2 separate regions of the Homo sapiens genome follow, and region 2 is linked to region 1. A link is an interaction called in ENCODE POLR2A ChIA-PET data of the cell type or tissue named here. Cell type or tissue: A673. All regions are shown on one strand. Links, peaks and the distances in the headings refer to the core of each region. The heading gives the core; the rest is flanking DNA. Region 1 overlaps TRD-AS1 (TRD antisense RNA 1). Region 2 has its middle 270 kb from the start of TRD-AS1.

What was found. ChIA-PET counts read pairs that join two places held together with the same protein. Peaks named below come from ENCODE experiments on the same cell type or tissue, not always from the same donor. Only the 100,000 strongest peaks of a DNase experiment are listed, where the experiment ranks them.
Region 2: POLR2A ChIA-PET joins it to region 1 with 8 read pairs; 2 of 35 experiments call an interaction of 5 or more read pairs at or near these places.

What each region holds. Positions count from the first base shown.
Region 1 is chr14:22,477,294-22,480,063 of GRCh38, reverse strand. The region is part of intron 2 of TRD-AS1 (TRD antisense RNA 1); the gene reads left to right. It also overlaps TRA, TRAJ58, TRAJ57 and TRAJ56. Among named protein-coding and RNA genes, the nearest start is that of TRD-AS1, 4.3 kb to the left of the region's middle. In A673, for the core only: no CTCF peak of the experiment used is centred there; DNase peaks (open chromatin) are centred at 693 and 1,223; H3K4me3 peaks cover 1,414 bases; H3K27ac peaks cover 2,500 bases.
Region 2 is chr14:22,211,559-22,214,598 of GRCh38, reverse strand. It overlaps TRA. Among named protein-coding and RNA genes, the nearest start is that of TRD-AS1, 270 kb to the left of the region's middle. In A673, for the core only: no CTCF peak of the experiment used is centred there; no DNase peak of the experiment used is centred there.

The DNA.
Region 1 (2,770 bases), core at 271-2,770:
TGGGGATTAGACAATTCTTTTCCTAATTGCACCAACATGGAAGCTTTGGGAAGACAAGTCAGCTGACACGGAGTGCTGGCTCAGTTGTTTAATCAGCAGGCTACATCTCACTGTTTCCTTTTGGATTGGGTTGCATTGCATACTCCCAGCCATTGGTATGTATTTTAGTCTAATCTGTCCTTCTTTTGTCCTTTCTAAATGCTTTCTGCCCCTACACACTAAAACTTCAATTCAGATTCCATTTGTCAGACACATATCTCCAACATTAACAAAAACACACTGAACATTCCCAAGTACTTAAAGGTGTTAAAGAAACAGTCCCAAAGGGGCTGCAGTCAGGGGCTGCCCACATTGTCATTTTCTCCAGAAAGACCCATGGTGAAAGATGCTAATAACTGGGCAGGAGATTCGGTTATCTTTCACTGAATTTCTAAGGATGGTGGCTTATGTTTGGAAACAAATAACATTCATTAAAACATACCTGGTCTAACACTCAGAGTTATTCCTTTTCCAAATGTCAGCTTACTATTGGCTCCAGTATAACACAATGACACGAGGATCTACAAAAACTCAGTTGCCCAGACTCCCCTTGATATTTACTTAAGTGCTTACTTGTCATCCAAGAATCCCCCTGATAAAACCAGCTGTTTATAGTGTGGGACTGGTGGAAGAGTTTACGGACCACCTGGGGCCTTCCTTTCTCTTCACACTCATTGTCCCCTTATTGGAAATGTACCAACATCCCCTCACAGCACGCCGGCTGTGGTAAAATGGGAACAGGAACTGCCTCCCCCATTCTACAGAGGAGGAAAATAGAGGCTCAGAGAGTTAATCAATTTTCTCTTAGTCCCATGGAAAATCTCACCAATTATAACGAAGAATGAAGCCTTCGAACAGTCTGACTCCTTAACTCAGTGCTCCATTGGTACTGTCATTCTCAGCTATTAGATAAAATAGCACATGAGGGCAAACAACAGAGACCTGCGTGTAGTAGGAATACACCAGCAGTTGTTTTGCACTGGAATCCATTAATGGGACTGCTGTGGTTTGGACCTGGGTTATAAAACAGAATGGAAAATTTGGAAATCAGGGTTCCAGGGAGAAATTTGGAAGCATTATTCAGACTTACATGGGTTTACTGTCAGTTTCGTTCCCTTTCCAAAGACCAGCTTTTCAGATCCGCCCTGAGTTACACCCCCACAGACTGCTTTACAAATACTGCCAAGACCCTTCCATCATGGGCTGGGAGCCAGGGCTCCACCCACTCTCCCAGGGGAAGCATAAAATTATACAATTGTATAGCTATTCCCGAAAAGGGAGGGGACCTATAGAACAAATCTGATTACTTTTTTACCTTACAGCCTGTTAGGTTGTTATCTTATTAATTAAGTAATTAGTTAATCTAACTGGTCAGCAGTTGCAGTTAATTTAAAAGAGCTCAGGCTTTGGGGCAGGTAGGCTTGAGTTTAAAACTCAGGACAAGTTTCCTAACTTGCTACACCTCAGTTTCCTCACTTGTAAAGTGGGGAAAACAGCAACTGCTTGATGATGTTGTAAGGATTAAGAATATGTAACTGGGTCACCGTGGTCCTGTTGACCAACCCCTGGCTTTACTTGCTGAGAGCGCAGTTCTTTAGCGATTATCTTAGCAACCTTAGAGACTAGAGCATCAGGGACATTCCCTCTAGACATAATCCCCTCACTGAAAAGCTTTTAGCTCTGGAATCTGAGTGCCAAGAATTAAACTCCAGGTTCTCTTTCTTACTTCATCGGCTTGAACAAGTTATTCAACATCTCTGTGCTTCTATAGAAATATAAAATATAAATATATCTCTTCTATAAAATGAGGATAATAATAGCACCTAACTCACAGACCTGGTATAAGGATTAAATGTGATAAGAGAAAGAATGCAGCACATCAACTAGCATATAGAAACCAATGAGTAAATCATCATTATTATTTTCCTCCCAAGCAGGCAAACATATCACCAACGTTCCTCTTTCCACAATGACCTAAAAATGAGAAAGCCCTTGGGCACTTGTCTTCCTCTAACTGCTAAACTAGAAGGGCTGTGAGGGCACAGAAGAGCCACCAAGCAGTTTGGTGAAGGGGTTGCGTGATTTTGTGAGAGGTTAGAAAAAGCTGCATCCCACTGCACACGTGCACATCCGTGAGCATTGTTTAGCCAAGCAGGACTTGAATGTGGCAGAGATGGGGCAAGAAGCCATATCTCAATTCATTGGCATAAAATGGATACATTCAGGCAGAGGATTCAATGCTCCCCTCCACTTACCAGGATTCACTGTGAGCTGTGTTCCTTCCCCAAAGGTCAACCTAGAGCCACTGGTTTCTTAAACACTGTGCTGAGGGGCTTTGCAAAAACCTGTGGCATCAGCTTAACGAACCCTGCTTTGCAGAGCTTCCCAAGAACTAGAATTTTTCTCCAACTTCTAAGCTTTAGAGGAAGGATAAGTCATGGTATCTTTCTTTCCAGTAGCCTAGGGCTTCAGGCCTGACAGATATGTCCAGAGATATGATTTTCACTTCAAGACACCAGAAGGCTCAACAAGCCAATTCTGTATACGTATTCTATGGTCCAAAACAATCACACCGCTGATGCAATCTATCATAGAATATCAACCCCACTGGGAAAGAAATTAGCTCTACAGAACTTATAGGTAGTGTTCTATGGTCATAATCATTGTCTGAACACAAGACTAGCATTTTCATTTTGTTTTTTTCACCCTTCTCTCAGTCTGCAGATGGCTG
Region 2 (3,040 bases), core at 289-2,788, 270 kb after region 1:
GAGGTTCAAAGGCTATGTAACAGGGGTCATGGGGCAAGTAAGTGACAGTCTTTTGGTTACTTTCTTTCTTTTTTTTTTTTTTGAGACAGAGTTTTGCTCTTGTTGCCCAGGCTGGAGTGAAATGGTATGATCTTGGCTCAGCACAACCTCCACCTCCTGGGTTCAAGTAATTCTCCTGCCTCAGCCTCCTAAGTAGCTGGGATTACAGGCATGTGCCACCACACCCAGCTAATTTTGTATTTTTAGGAGAGATGGCATTTCTCCATGTTGTTCAGGCTGGTCTTGAACTCCAGACCTCAGGTGATCTGCCTGCCTCAGCCTCCAAAAGTGCTGGGATTATAGGCATGAGCCACTGTGCCTGGCCAGTTACGTTATATCATCATACATGCAGAAAATATAACCACAGCATAATGGACCACTACCTGTTAACTGGAAAAGCCAGGAGTCATTCATGTTAGGAAGATCATAACATGATTCAAATGATCCTACCTTACCATGACCTTTAGTGCTCTTTGTGGGGACGAAGGGAAAGAAACTGAAAATAATTTAAAGAAATGTCTAAATGCAGACCGTTCAACAGGCAGGGAAAGGAAAAGAATTCTATCACAAAAACTACCACATCTCTGCCACTTCTTAATTGCATGACTTTGAACAAGTTACTTAACTTCTCTGAAAATCAGTTTACTCATCAATAAAAGCAAGATAATAATACCTACCTCAAAAAAATATTCTGAGGATCATAAAAGGTCCTGGGAGTACCTAGTACTCTTTGTCATTTACATAATGTTTGTTATATATATTAGTTAATATGTGGCAGGTAATGTGTATTGTTTATCTCATATATCTCCAACTTCATTTTTACAGAATTTGAAAAAACAATTCTAAAATTAACATGGGACCAAAAAAGAGCTTGAATAGCCAAAGCTATCCTTAGCAATCCTAAGCAATCCTAAGTCCCGTAGCATATGGGACTCTTTACCACTCTAGGAAATAGATGGTATTCATTTTTCAGATGAATCTAAGTTCAGAAAGATTCAGTCACATGCCCAAGGTTATCTGGTTTGGAAGTAGGAGGACTAGTATTTGAGTGATATCTAAGATTACAAACCTTTACTTTTTTGACTGTGCTGCCTCTGAAACAGTTAAATTTTCATATGTTTTCTTAGACAAACTAGTTCCCCTGCCTATTCTTTCATGTAGAAGTTTTACTGATATAGTCATGCCTTGCTCAACTACAGGCGTTCTGAGAAATCCATCATTAGGCAATTTTGCCATTGTGCAAACATTATAAGAGCGTACTGGTCTAGATGGTATAGCCTGCTACACGATAGGCTATGGGCTACAAACCTGCACAGGATGTTATTGTACTGAATACTCTAGGTAATTGTAACAATGGTGAGTCTTTGTGTATCTAAACATAGACAAGGTGTAGTTAAATAGAATATTGTTCTATGTATTTTCAAGCAATAGAATCTTTAATTTTTTCCTCTGAATTATGTTATCTTTCTAAAATAATTGGAATAAAAACATATGTTTTAAAAACTGCTGACAAAGAGATCGAGACCATCCTGGCCAATATGGTGAAACCCTGTCTCTACTAAAAATACAAAAATTAGCTGGGTGTGGTGGCACATGCCTGTAATCTCAGCTACTCAGGAGGCTGATGCAGGAGAATGGCTTGAACCCAGGAGGCAGAGATTGCAGTGAGCTGAGATGGCACCACTGCACTCCAGCCTGGCGACAGAGCGAGACTCCTTCTCAAAAAAAAAAAAAAAAAAAAAAAATTGCTAACAGTATGTTGCCTGTGTTCCTGCTGATGGGAACTGACCAAACACTGGCAGCCTACACTATGGCTGAGAAGTGTGGGAAAGAGTATTTTACAATAAAAACATCTTTTCTATCCTACTGCCACCGTAACTGAGAATGTATCTTTGAGGAGACTTTCTTGGAATCTCCTCTTTTTCAAATACAAACAGTCCAGGGAGACCTAACCTAGAACATTACATTGAGAGTAAGTTAGGCTATAAACCACTTTATTTTAGAGATTGAGTGGAGAGAGATATATATCTACTCAATAGTGTAGGAGAAGGTTCTGAAGAGCAATTCAGTGACTAGAAATATCAGGCTTTGGGCAGGCTAACAGTATTAAAACATCATAGAATACTACTAGGGGCTGGGTAAAAAGCAGGAGCAGTAGAATAGGTGGGAGGCAATGGTGAAGGAATGGCAAGAGACTAAAGGCAGATTTTTCATATGTCCATATTCTGCTACAACTGGCCCTGGGTTCAGAACTTTTATCAAAGGCCATAAGATAAAACAAGTTTTTTAAAAATTCTGCAGGATGAGTTCTGCCACAAAAACTGTTGAATATGATTTGCTTCTCTTTGAAGCTATTTGGGAGGTGAGAGCCAACTGGATGTGGCTACAGCTTGCCGGCAGCAAGAACAGATGAGTCCTTTGTTTGCCCCCTACATACCCACTCTACACATAGGGGGTATCACAAACTGCTGGAGGAAACCGAATAGAATTATCCAGCACAGTAAGGAGGTGCTAATATTTGTAAACCTGTTTCTCAGGACATGATAAAACACATGACAGCCCTTGAGGCTTTCTCTAAGTCCTACAACTCACTGAGGATAGATCATTTTCCCCATTCTCATTCCTGCCATTGCCCTTTTAAGAACATCCAAAGCTTGGCCTAAGGTTTTAGTAACAAATCTCTTTACGTTTGCATTAGAGTCTTCTGTTTCACATATGGTGTTTCAATTAATAAAATACAGTGAGACTAGCTGAGAATACCTCATCTTTATTTTGAAATTTAGAAACCATCCCAAAGAGGTTCTGTTCTTTGAGCACAACCACACAGGTGGCAGGTGCAGTATAATCCAGGCCCTCATCCTTTCCATCTACTTGTGGAGTTTCCTTTAGAGAAAATATACCGTTAAATTCTGCAGATTTTCTTTAAATGCTTTTATTTCTTATTTTAAGAATTGCTCTGCTTTATACAAAATTTGATGTTAGTTATTTTCTCTCTGAACAT